Regions from separate parts of the Homo sapiens genome. Here region 2 is linked to region 1. Evidence: read pairs that join two places in POLR2A ChIA-PET (ENCODE). Cell type or tissue: IMR-90. All regions are shown on one strand. Each heading gives the region's core, and the rest is flanking DNA. Links, peaks and the distances in the headings are about the cores only. Region 1 overlaps TENM2 (teneurin transmembrane protein 2). Region 2 overlaps TENM2 (teneurin transmembrane protein 2).

Region 1 (6,367 bases), core at 1,871-4,370:
ACGGAGATGAATAACTCAGCTTGATGAAGGAACCCTCATGTCCACTGTAAGTTCCATACATTTATTGGGTTTAATTAATGTGCATATTACTAAGAGCTCTTCTATTACATAAATATGAAATTACATAATAATGCAATTTAAACATAAGAAACTATATAAGGTAAATTCTTACACAGTATCAACCTAATCAGTATGCTATTAGTAGACAAAAGGCAACTGTCATTAAAATATTGGTGCTGACCTGACACTGCACCTGATTTACCTTCAGTCCAGAACCTGGAATTTATTTTTAGGTACTGCGTGGCTTTTAGTCCTAGGAAGAAGGAACTGTCTTATTGGCTCTTTACTAAAAACCAGGGGAGGTATAAGTAAGGTGCCTGGAAATGATAAGTGAATTTATAGACAAGATGTTTCCTGTATGTTTAAAAATCAAGGGCTTGAATGAGCACTGCTGTCTGTCCTGCTAAAGAATGGTCTGTGCTTCTGCGCTTTTAGATTTTCTGTGGGACAGTTGTTGCCAGTTGATTTTGAGAGGGATGCCAGTCACATAGTCTGTCCTTCCTAAATGCCTACCGGTTGGCAGTGAAACTTGAGAAAAATGAAGCAGTGCTTCTTTGTTGAGTAACGATACCAATTCCCATAAAGTCAGATGTGGGAAGTGAAAAACCTTGGCATATCAACTTTTGTGTTGACTCCATTAGAGTTGCTCACACGGCATGGGGAAACAATCAATGCCCACGTTTTAAACAACATATAAAGGAAGACTTTCAGGGGCTCTAAGGAAGAAATTGTTAATAATCGACTATTGTTGTTGCATTCTGCCTAAATAAACAGCTGGAGGACGTGTTTAGGTTGGGTCTACTTTTGCCAAGCATCGACAAATAGATGGGGTGGGAAAGCAGAGACAAATTAAACCAGGCTTGTCTTGCGCCATAGTCTTCACCAATTTTTCCTGGTGATTAGAAATGATGATAAAATATATGAAAGAAAAAAATAAAAGTCAGGGCCTGCCTAGCTGCTAATAAATCACTCATTCCTGGGAATGGCATGCCAATGGTTGGTCTTTAAAATTTTCAACTCCCTCAGACCCTCAGATGACAAATTAACCACAAACTCTTTGCCTTCTTCTCTTGAACCACCTTTTAGGGCAAGTTACATCTCAATAGCAATTTAAAGTTTCTAAAAGAGGAGATGGTGTTGGCAGAGACTTGAGAATCTCTGGTTGATGATAACTGGCACCAGGACACCCTGTTCAAATTTGACCTTGAATTGGCCAGAGGGAATTGGGGGTGAGGATTTTCAAGAATAACAGTGTCTGGTTAGATCCAAGGAGGACAGAGTCTGTTGCAGATGTTCAGGCTAGTGGTTGGCTTGAATCCCTGCTTGGCCACTGACCAGATGTGTGGACACTGGAAAGTGACATATTTTTCTTTCTGAGTCGTTCACTTGTAAAATGGATATAGTAATCTTACTTCTCATACATGATTGTTAGGAGAGTCAAATGGAAATATATTTTTAAGGAGCCTAGCACAATTCATGGTACATAGCAAGCTATTAACACATATTATTATGATTATTACTATTTGATATAATTAATCATTCTGATAATAGCAATGGCAGCTATAGCAACTATGACTCTGAGGAAAATGATTAGTACCTCCTAGGGCACTGTGGGCCCAACTTTTCCAAGTCCTTTGAAATGGCAGTTCTTGGAGGGGGATATTCAATGAACATGCGGCTGCATTTGGCTGCAAAATCATCAATCTCTGACCCCTCCACCTTCAAATTTGGCCAGCAGGAGGGCAGAGTGACTAAGTGACGTGGCCAGGAGCTATTAACAGATAGTCTCAAGAGTGTCTCTGTAAGAGCCCACAAAAATAAAACGGGATTCAGAACTGCTCCATTTCCATAAGCAAAACAATTGATGCTGATGATAACAAAACAATAATATTGTCCATGGCTGCCATGAGTTAAGTTCTCCCTGTGTGTCGGGTACTGTGCCAAGTGTTGTACATAAATCATTTCAATATATTCCCACTTACTCCTAGGAGACAGGTCACTTATCATGCCCATTTCACAGATCCAGTAAGTGAGGTTCAGAGAGGTTAAGTAATGCACCAGATGTCATATAGCTTAGTAAGTGGTAGAGCTGGCACACGATCCCAGGTCTCTTCCCCTCCCAGCTGTATGCAAAGGAACCCAAAACCAGAACACAGGCACACAGGGAGGAAACAGGTCCCCTGCCCTGGCTGATATATGCCTAGCAAATACAGAGGAAAACAGCCTGGACTCATTTCTTTGCACATTTGCTTAAATGGCAGAATCCAATCTTGTGAGAAACTGGAGGGAATCGCCCACCTCAAAGCTCTGCACCACCTCACGGATGCTGCTTGAATCAGGAGAAATAGGCCAGAACAGCCAAACTGCAGTGCAATCTCTTTCTATGCCTTCCCAAAGGCCCTCCCCAAACTTCCTTCACTGTGCTGCATCCCTGGCTCCCTAACCAGCGGCGTGAGGGGCAGCATGAGGAATGAGCAGCAATTAGGCCTGTCAGGGGCAGAACCAAGGGCACACTCCATCCCAGCTTGTCCTGTCCTGCTCTGACCTGAGGTACTTTGCCAAGAGCCCAGGGATGGAAGGAATAGGTCCAAATCCAGCCTCCTCCCATATTTGAAGAGATTTCCTTATTTGTCTCTAAGTACTGGGCATGTGGGACAATGACCTTGCTTCCTCCTTCTGTCTTAACACCTACAGAATGACTTATCTCCTAAAGAATGGACTTGCATTTTTTGTTATTGACACACATATGGTATGGCTGGCTTCACAGGGCAGGTGGCCTGTCTGCAGTCTTTCTTGGATCTGGTCACTGCTGTCGCAAGCTGCAGCTGCAGCTTTTCCACATTTCAGAGTGGAGGAGAAACAAGAAGGGGGATGAAGGAGTGAGTCAAGTTGTAGCCTCCTCCTCATCTCCCCAGCCGCTGGCTCCAGCTCTAGCCAGTGCCTCTGGCCTGGGTTGCACAGGCCTGTATCAGGGGGCTGTCCTTGAAGGAAGCACCCCGCTCAGCCTGAACAGAGGGCAGAGAAAGAAAGGGCTGTGCTTGCCTGTAAGGAATGATTTATAGCTCTCTTTCTTACACAAAATATATGACCTCAGAGAAAAACATTCCGAATGCATTCGCAATGACGCACAGATCAACACTGCATAGCGGAACACGGGAATTACAGTCACAAGGAGCAATCATTTGCAGGCTCAGAATTCAAAGTTTTCCTCCGCTCTGCCTACGTTCGTAAAGGACTAGGGTCGGCAGGGACATCTTAGATCACCTAAGTCCAATAGCTCCCATTTAGTAAGCACCAACTGTGTGATAAGCACTCTACATATTTCATCTTATTTAAAACTTACAATAACCTTTAAAGCACTTTAAAGAAGATATTGCTCTCCCCTTTAAAGATGAGGAGACTGAGGTGTGGGGAGGTTAAGTAACATAATTCTCTCTCCTTAAATTTTGTATTTAACTGTAACGTATCTGTGCCCCCCCCGGGTGCTTGATTTGCCCACTGCTTATATTTCTTTTGTAACGCTCAGCACATGGTTTTATATTATTTTTGGACTCTCCTGTGCTCTCCACTAGATCATGAGTGCCTCCATTAAAAACAGTCTGTCTCACTTGTCTGTATATCCCAGCATAAGGCTACAGTGCCTGGTATAAAACTAGTGGTGATGAATGAATGAATGAATGAACAAATCATGTCCCTGGGAGTTATATTTAGAGTCTCAGAGGACAGGGATCAGAGTAGATTTCTGCCTCTATCCCTAGAGCATTCTAGTTGATTGCTGGAATCAATGATGCCCTCCCACTTAATTCCCTCATTTCTGTTACCTCTAGGGCTCCTTTAACAGGGAGATGGCTAGACACAGAGGGAAGGTGACTTCAAACTCCTCCGTCTTTGTTTGTTTTTTGGTTGTTTTTCCTGGCACTTGCTGCCTGATCACCTCTTCTGCTTTTTTAAAATAACAGTTTTACTGAGATATCATACAATTCAGCTTTTAAAAGTATACATTTCAGTGTTACTTTAGTATATTCACCAAGATATGCAACTATCACCACTATCTAATTTTAGAACATTTTCATCACCCTCAAAGGATACAACATACCCATCAGCAGTCACGGCCCAGTCCCTTCCTCCCTCCCATAGCCTCTGGCAAATGTTAATCTACTCTCTGTTCCTATGGATGTGCCAATCCTGGACATTTCATGGAAATGGCAATTCCCTCTGTTTATTATAACCACGACATCTGTCTGTTGCAGAGCTCCATCAGAGCCAGTCAAAGTTCAATCTCAAACGGGGCACACTGCCTAGCACTTAAAAAGATCTTCCCCTGGCAACCTGAAGCAGGTCCCCTGCAGGCCTTTTTTTTTTTTTTGGCTGAGACCCTGCAGCTGCTGATATTCTTCAGATGGAGATTGTTAGGTGATGGCATTTGAGAACGAGTTGCACATGTGAATGTCTGAGGGCGAGCTGGGAATTTGTTCTAGCGGTTCAGGCATGGCTGTAATCACCTAGCCAGGCACAGGCAGGGACATTTGTGGGAGGGGAAACAAGAAAGGATAAGGGGACTCGAACTGGGTGCCAAGTCAGTAGCTGCCCTTGGGTTAAGAGCTTAATAGCTATTGTGAATTTGGGACCATCCCGCCCCAATAGGGCACGTTCTCACACATGAAGGGTCAGAAAGGGATTTTAATCGTAGGTGCCACATCATTTGACCATTGCCCCTATACTCATTCTTTGCCTTCCTAAATCATCAGGAAAGTATTACTTGAGATCAGCGTCATCTCCATTAGCTACTTTCCAAGTGACAAAGACAAAATAAAAAAGACCACTTGAAATATCTGAGAAGGACCCTTCTAAAGAGAAGATTTTATTACACAGTTACGTCTGAGCAGTGCCTATCTGAGCATTTCAGTAAATCTACATTACCCTAGGTATTTTGGCCTCCTCTGGGAGAGGAAAGCCTATCAGTAGAAAGTAATGATTTTGGGTTTTTCAATTGCCCTAAGGATCTTGACAATACTATTAAGACCCATGCACTCCCTGTCGAGAAGTTTAGGAGTGAAATTATTAATATGCCCAGACGTTATGTTGATTGTTGTGCTGTAGCAGAAAATACTCTTTCTGTTATGTGAGCAGCATTATCACTTTCCCAGGCAGAGAATTGCATCAAAAATTTAAACTCCTCTCATTCCAGCTCATCACATAGCTTTTCAAGGTCTTATTGTAAAATAGGCTGGGCAAAATTTGGATATTTCCCTACCCATGAAAGATAATATGTTTTTCAAAGACCAGGCTATTTTTTTAAAAAAGCCAAACCTCACAGTGGAATTCTTTTCCACTGAGATGCCATTCTTTAGGTCTTTAACTAGAATTTCCTGGGGGTGTATTTCATTCTTTTTTTCTCTCTCTCTTTGAGATGTTTACAGTGCTTTCCCCCAAACATAGAAAGATCAAAACAAAGATAAAATATAATTTTGATTTGAGATTGTGCCTCTGATGAACAGAATAATGGAAACAAACTCTGATCTACACCATTCATTAATACCAAGAGTGGCCGAAGCATACCAGTTAAATGGCAAGGATGGGATAAAGGTTCCTGGAGCATTTTCACTTCAAAGCTCAGCAGAATTATTTACTATCTGGGTGAACTTTTCCCAAAATCTCTCCTGGTACATGCCTTATAGGGCAAGGGAACAAAAGTTTCTCCATACTATATAAACAGAAGCCAGCTGAATGTCAGACCTTGAACTGCATCTGGTGTCACGTCAAGTAACAGCTGATGTCATGGGATGTAAAGACATATCGCTGGAGATATTTTCAGAACCCCCTTTTTGCCTTTAGAATGCACACACATACACACACGTACGCACCCACACAAGTAATTACCCAAGATAATCAAATATCTGGAGAAACATCCACTGCCTAAGACTACATGGCTCAACTACTGTCAGAGAGAGCACTCTCTGGATTTTGCTGGTAATTGTTTACTGGTTTCTTTCAAAGTTGTCTTGGAGTTGTCTTTACCTCCCAATTAAAATAAATCAGACCTCTCACAGTGCTCAAGACCTTTCTTATGATGTTGCATGAATGATGAGTAGAAGTACCCCGCTGCTGAGCAGGCTTAGAGGAGAAACCTCTCACCCTCACCTTGAAGATCCCCAGGATGCCACTAACTTTTAGAAAAAAACTGGGACCACCAGGAGGCCAGTGTGTTATCAGCCCTCAGTTTTGCAGTGGGAGGAAGAGGCATTGCCATAAGAATCACTGGGTCCCGGTGTGCTCCACTAGAAGAAAGGTTTCTTTCTAGCAAGGG
Region 2 (6,367 bases), core at 1,653-4,152, 100 kb after region 1:
AGAAGTCAAAGTTCTAATGAAAAGAAGCTGTACTTCTTCCAGTTTTGCTCTGAGATTTAGTCAGAACATACTCATAGATACAGAAACATTTCAAAATGAACATCTGTATTGAAGGTGTTCAGAAGTAAATGGGCAAATGGTGGAGATGCGCTAACTTTCAGTGAGGTGAAGGTATGAAGGAATCTAGGATTCTCAGGAGAACTGGAGACTTGGACAGACAGGGTCTTGTGTGTACAGGGGAAGGTTCAACTCAGGCTATGCAGTCCAGTCCTGTGCAAGGAGGTTGGCATTTGATTTGTTTATTTGCAGAGGGCATAACAGAGACCAAGGAATAGAAGTGATAGAAAAAATGAGTTTGGGTTAATAGAATAGTAGATTTTCTAGTGATTTGATCAGTACACAAATGAAATGGGCTTTCTTGTGTGGAAGTGAGTTCACTGTGGGTGGAGGCATTTAAGCAGATGTTAGATGGCCCTTAGAGAGGATGTTAGAAAAGACATTTATGTGGGATAAAGATAGGGTGAGGCTGGGCATGGCGGCTCATGCCTGTAATCCCAGCACTTTGGGAGTCTAAGGCAAGAGGATCGCTTAAGCCCAGGAGTTCAAGATCAACTTGGGCAACATAGTGAGACTCTATCTCTACAAAACATCTTTAAAAAGTAGCCAGGCATGGTGGTGCATACTCGTAGCCACTTGGGAAGCTGAGGTGGGAGGATGGCTTGAGCCCAGGAGGTTGAGACTGCAGTGAGCCTTGATCACACCACTACACTCCAGCCTGTGTGACAGAATGAGATCCCATTTCCAATCAATCAATCAATCAATCAATTGAAATGACTTCTGTGGTCCAATCCAAAAGGAAGATTCTCTGATGCTGTGCCCTTCCTGTCCTCAGGATAACGCACAACGATCTTTGGAATATGATTCTGCAGTTTCAATTCACACAACCTTCTTTCAGAGGAGGTAGAAGAGGGGAAGACAAGTTTATTTATGTGAACCAAAAGGTGCCACTTAAGGAGAATCCAAAGAGGCTTTCTTGTTCAATAAATTGGTCCTTGGTGAACCTCAGCCTTGGGAATGTTTATATACATATTTGGGGGTATTAATTTGTAAATCAAAGAAACCTAAAATATTCTAGCATTTAAATTTTTAATGTTATTGAAACATTGAAGCATTTTTCTCTGTGGCTTCATCTCAATCTTTTGGAAGATTCTTGGCATCACAGAAACAACACCTGAGCATTCTAAAAAAGACTCCCCAGCACTTCTAGGCTTCCTGGGGATAAACATTTTCTAGCAATCCGCATGCTGCTGATGGCCAGAGCTTCTCTTGCCTTCTCTTTTCTGATTCAGGATAATTCCGAAATGAAATGACTTGCCATTCAGGCACAGTGAATTCATGCAGATGGAGAAGAAATTTAGGATGGGAACTCTGGACTGAGCACTTTTCTAAGTTGTGTTGTAGTGTGTGTTTACTAACACTTCAAATTCATTCAACCAATATTCACTGGGGGCTGACTACGTGGCAGAAGCAGTGCCAGACACAAGGAAAGTGACATGGAACCAGACACAGTCTGTGTCCTTGAGGAATCCACACTTCAGTGAGGGAGATAGACATGTAAATAGGTGGCTGCATTGTCAACCTGGTAGCTACTATGAAAGGGACCTGCTTTCAGGGACATTGCAACCCAGAAGAGGGTGCAGTGAACTCTGCCTGGGGAAGGTGAGGTCAATGACAACTGGAGAGAGAAGGTGATTTTAGAGTTGGGCATTGCGAAGAAGATGGGGTGAAGGATGAGGCTGGAAGCAGCTGTTGAGTGACATCAAATGGATGAGAGAATGCTAAGTGGAAAGGTCACTGTAGGAGCAGTCGGGCCAGCTGTCCAGGTTCCTTTCCCTGCCTCCATCTAACAAGTTTAGTTGACTTTCTGATGCTTCTGTTTTCAATGTGAAATGGGGAAAATGGAGTCTCATGCACCTACTTTCCAGGGCTATTTTGAAGACAAAATGAGATAATCAGCGAAGAGTGTTTTTGAAAACAGGTTAAGAATGGTAAGTCTAGGCTAGGGATCACAAACCCTACAGCTCTAAAGCTTCCACAATATTCTGTCTATTTGTCTGTCTGTAGTTATGACACTGAATGCCTTCAGTGGGGTACATATTCCCCCCACTATTCCCATATTTTATTCCATATGCCAGCTGTTTTAAGCATCTATGTGACCTGCCCAACACTGGAACAAGTTAATGTTAAAGGGGTCTGTACAAAGTAATATGGAAATCATGAATATTTTTGAGTCTGGATCTTCCTCTTAGACAGTAGGAAAGTGATGCATTGTTCTGAGCTGCGACATTAATGAAGGTGATTAAGAACAGGTCTTGGAAGTTAAGATTTATTTTTCATACAGCCCATTTAAATGAAAATAAAGACCTTTCCATTCCTGCCCAAGCAAGACTGCAGTAATGGCCTGAAAAATTCAGAGAGAGAGAGTGGGGCCGTGTTGTGTGTGTGTGTGTGTGTGTGTGTGTGTGTGTGTGTGTGTGGCGCGGGAGGGGGGGACTCGGGGGAAGGGGTAATAATGATGGTGAGGGCTTCTACTTGTAAAACATTAAAACAAAAACGTCTGTGACAATGCTTTAATTTAAATTATACCCTAAATGAAAATGCATTTTTACCTAATTTGGAAAAAATGACAAACAAGACTGAACGTTGGCTTCTGGATGGGTCTCCTTGGCAGTCTGGTCCATAATACAGTGCATCTTACAGAGAGAGGTGTAAAGAGGTACCTGGGTGATAACAGACATTCACTAATTCAGCATAGAGGGAGAGAGGGAGGAGGATATTAGAGAAGTGTTAGGAGAAGACTAAAAGAGAAAGATAGAAATACTGAAGGGGCGAAGATAGAAAAGTCTACGAAGGATTTTTTTTTTTTTTTTGGCCACTACCAAACTCCTAAAATAAAATTTACATACCTGAAAACCCCCAAACTCAAACCTGCATTGAGATAAAGGCAATTAGATCCAGTACGGCAGAAGAGAATCATGGCAGACAGATGGAAGGAGAGCTTATGCACATGAGTTTGTCTGAAATCTATTGTTAAACGGAAAATGTCCACCAAGTAATTTGCTATATTTCAGTTGAAAATGCCATCTTATAGCAGGTGCACCACTTCCCCTTTTGTCCCCCAATTTAAAAGCCATTTACAAATGCATCCTGGTGATTCAGACCAAAGAATTACCAAACCCAATAACACAACAAGGCTGTGTAGGAAACTGAACTTTGTTTGCACAATTAGGAGACACTCACGTGCACATTCCATAAATGACAAGGTTCCTGCAGCAAATTAACAAGAACAATTTTCCCATCTCAAGAGCTGTCAAGATGGGCCCTGTTGGCCAATTTGTCTTACTCTAGCACATCTCTGGTGCTTGTCAATCAATATGTGAAACATTTGGTGCTGATTGCCATTTTTCTCTCCATTTCCTTTTGCCTCTTGTACCAGGCAATTTACTGCAAGTCAATCAAGGTCGAAGCCGACCTTGTTTAAATAAAACACTGTTGAGCTCTTTTCACATCAACGATTTCAAAGACAGAATGAGCTGTATCTTTTACATTTACATTTATACTACTTTTTTTTCCCACTGGTTCTCCTAAAATGCTATCCTTGAGTCATAAGTCATAACTAAAGCCACCTGGACACTGAGCAAACTAAGCTGTACAGGCAGTAAGGAAACATATACTTTCAATGTATATCTTCACTATAAAGATTAACTCAGCCAAAAGAGATGCCTCACCAGTGAAAGCATGCTTCTGACTGTTTTGCCTACCATTATCCAGCCTTAATTTGAAGTAGGGCCACACAGAAGAAACAATATACCCCAAATCATCAGAGCTTGATAACACAAAGTAGCAATTTCAAGTGTTTTCTCTGAAGATCATCTCCTATAGTTGAAAGAGAGTTTTAGAATACTTTGGTGATAGTCCCTATTGTTATAATGGGTCCAGCATAAACCTTTATCATCATTATTATTATATTCATGGAAAAGAAAAGTGGAGGAGAGGAAGCAGCTGAGCCTATTAAAGTACTTGAAAACAATCTGCTCACAGGTTTTGTTTTCAAACCTTCTTTTTCCTGCAAACCATCTATAATCTCTATTTTCCTGAATAAATCAGGCTCTATTTGTTTAGGAAAATATTATTTTGTACCCCCTCCCCCACCAACCCTACAAATATTAAGAATACAGAGTGAAATAAGTCCTGGTTAAATGTGACTCTCAAATAAACAAATACAGTTGGACAAGTATAGACTTTCTTGAAAATAGTAACAGACAGTTTAACTGCTAAGGTTGTGCTAAGCTCTCAAAATGATTAATTCGAAATGGATGCTTTTCAAGTGTCTACTATGTATATGTAAGACACAGTTTGGTGCTTTCAAAAGTGCGATTTCCCTCATTTAAATCTAAAACAAACACACAAGCAAACAAAAACGTCCTCAAATTCTCAGAGCAAGCATGATCCCTATCTTCTTATGCCAAATGTAATTTTATTGGGCTTAAACGTATTTCGAGTTAGCCCATGGTCTTATTGTGTTTCATCATTTGTCAGAAGTCACTACTGATGCAGTCACTCTTCCATTAAACAGTTATGTATTGAGTGTCTACTGTGCACTGGGCATTGAGGACACAATGGCAGGCAAAATTGTGGGAGTTTCACGGACCCTAGAGTTGGGTCATGGTACTAGATACCAATACAATCATCTCAAAAATCAAAGTGTTGTTGCGAATTGAGGTAAGTGCTATGTAGGAGGCATTTCATCGTGTCCTAAAACAGGCTGGTGAATGAGAAATGCTCCATGGGGATGCAAGCCTTCAGTTGAATTCTAACTGATAGGAGCCAACTGTGTTAGCCCAGCACGGCTAAGTGTGCGCCACTGGCCTCATCCAATCAGCGTTTGATGAGATAAATAAAGGAGATTAGAGCTAAGGGTTAGACACTTCTATAGTAGCTTGACACTGCCACAAGGAAGCAAAGCACTTGCTCAGTAGACTCAGCTCCTTGAGTGGTATAATGGCAACCTTGAATGGGGAGTCACATGGGGTGCAAACTCTACCTGGGTTTGTGCAGAAGAGCCATATATAAATGGTCTCTGAGGAACTGGGGGATAAAAGGGTTCTTTTTTTTTTTTTTTTTTTTTTTTTTTTTGACATGGAGTCTGGTCCATTTCCCAGTTCAATGGCATGATCTCGGCTGACTGCATCCTCCACCTTCCAGGCTCAAGCAATTCTCCTGCCTCAGCTTCCCAAGTAGCTGGGATCACAAGCATGTGCCACCATGCCTAGCTAATTTTTGTATTTTTAGTAGAGATAGTCTTTCACCAAGTTGGCCAGGCTGGTCTTGAACTCCTGACCTCAGGTGATCCAACCGCCTCAGCCTCCCAAAGTGCTGGGATTACAGGCATGAGCCACTGCACCTGGCCTAAAGTTTTTTTTGTTTTGTTTTGTTTTTTTGTTTTTGTTTTTGTTTTTAATCACAGGCAGCTTGTAAAGCTCTGCTCTGAGGAGACAAACAATATCATCCCACTATCTAGTGTCCATGAGGCCGAATGCTTCTTTTAGAGTACTACAGATGGCAATGACGCCAGCTTCTTGGTCTGAGATGGCAGCAAGATGTCTGGGCAGTAAGAGCAGTGAGCCTTAGGGCTATGGTTATGAGATGTGCTAGGATCACAGGGTTGAATTTGGTCAAAAAGAATTCACGGTTCTTTTGGCTATACAATGTGTAAAATACAAGTTAACTGCATGTATGTGTGTGTATATATAGAGAGAGACAAAAACATATAAATATACATACATATATACATATATGAATATACATATATAAAACATATTAATAAAAAGTTTTAAAAATGTAACAATCAAAAAAGACAAAGGCAAAAACAGAAGTGCAGGTAAAGGAACTGTTTCAGATAAAGGGGACGAAAGGGAAAAGATAACTAAATGCAATATGTGATCCTGAAATGAACCCTGGACTAGAAAAAAAGGTCTATGAAGGCTACTATTGGGGCAACTGATAAAAGTTGAATATAGACCAAGGACTAGACAATATAGGATATCAGCGCTAAATTTCTTGGTTTTGGTAATTTTACTGGGTTATGTAACAGAATGTCCTTCTTCTTAGGAAAGACACACTGAGTTGTCTGGAGGTAAAGAGGCACGATGTGCATGGGGATCTCACCCTTAATTAGTTAAAAAATAATATACACGCTTGTGTGGGGAAGCTGGGAGAGAATGATACTGCAAATGGCAAAGTGGCACATATATATACACAAGGGGTAAATCTGGGTAAAAGGCATAAGGGTGTTTTTTCCACCATT

Evidence for each region. ChIA-PET counts read pairs that join two places held together with the same protein. Peaks named below come from ENCODE experiments on the same cell type or tissue, not always from the same donor. Only the 100,000 strongest peaks of a DNase experiment are listed, where the experiment ranks them.
Region 2: POLR2A ChIA-PET joins it to region 1 with 14 read pairs; 3 of 35 experiments call an interaction of 5 or more read pairs at or near these places.

Annotation. Positions count from the first base shown.
Region 1 is chr5:167,942,495-167,948,861 of GRCh38, reverse strand. All of the region lies in intron 5 of TENM2 (teneurin transmembrane protein 2), which reads right to left. TENM2-AS3 (TENM2 antisense RNA 3) reads left to right here. Exons shown (of 3, transcript XR_941186.3): 2 at 1-46. Among named protein-coding and RNA genes, the nearest start is that of TENM2-AS3, 7.9 kb to the left of the region's middle. RefSeq lists an enhancer at 2,591-3,092. In IMR-90, for the core only: no CTCF peak of the experiment used is centred there; a DNase peak (open chromatin) is centred at 3,041; H3K27ac peaks cover 2,338 bases.
Region 2 is chr5:167,841,410-167,847,776 of GRCh38, reverse strand. The region is part of intron 4 of TENM2 (teneurin transmembrane protein 2); the gene reads right to left. Among named protein-coding and RNA genes, the nearest start is that of TENM2-AS3, 110 kb to the left of the region's middle. In IMR-90, for the core only: no CTCF peak of the experiment used is centred there; no DNase peak of the experiment used is centred there; H3K27me3 peaks cover 169 bases.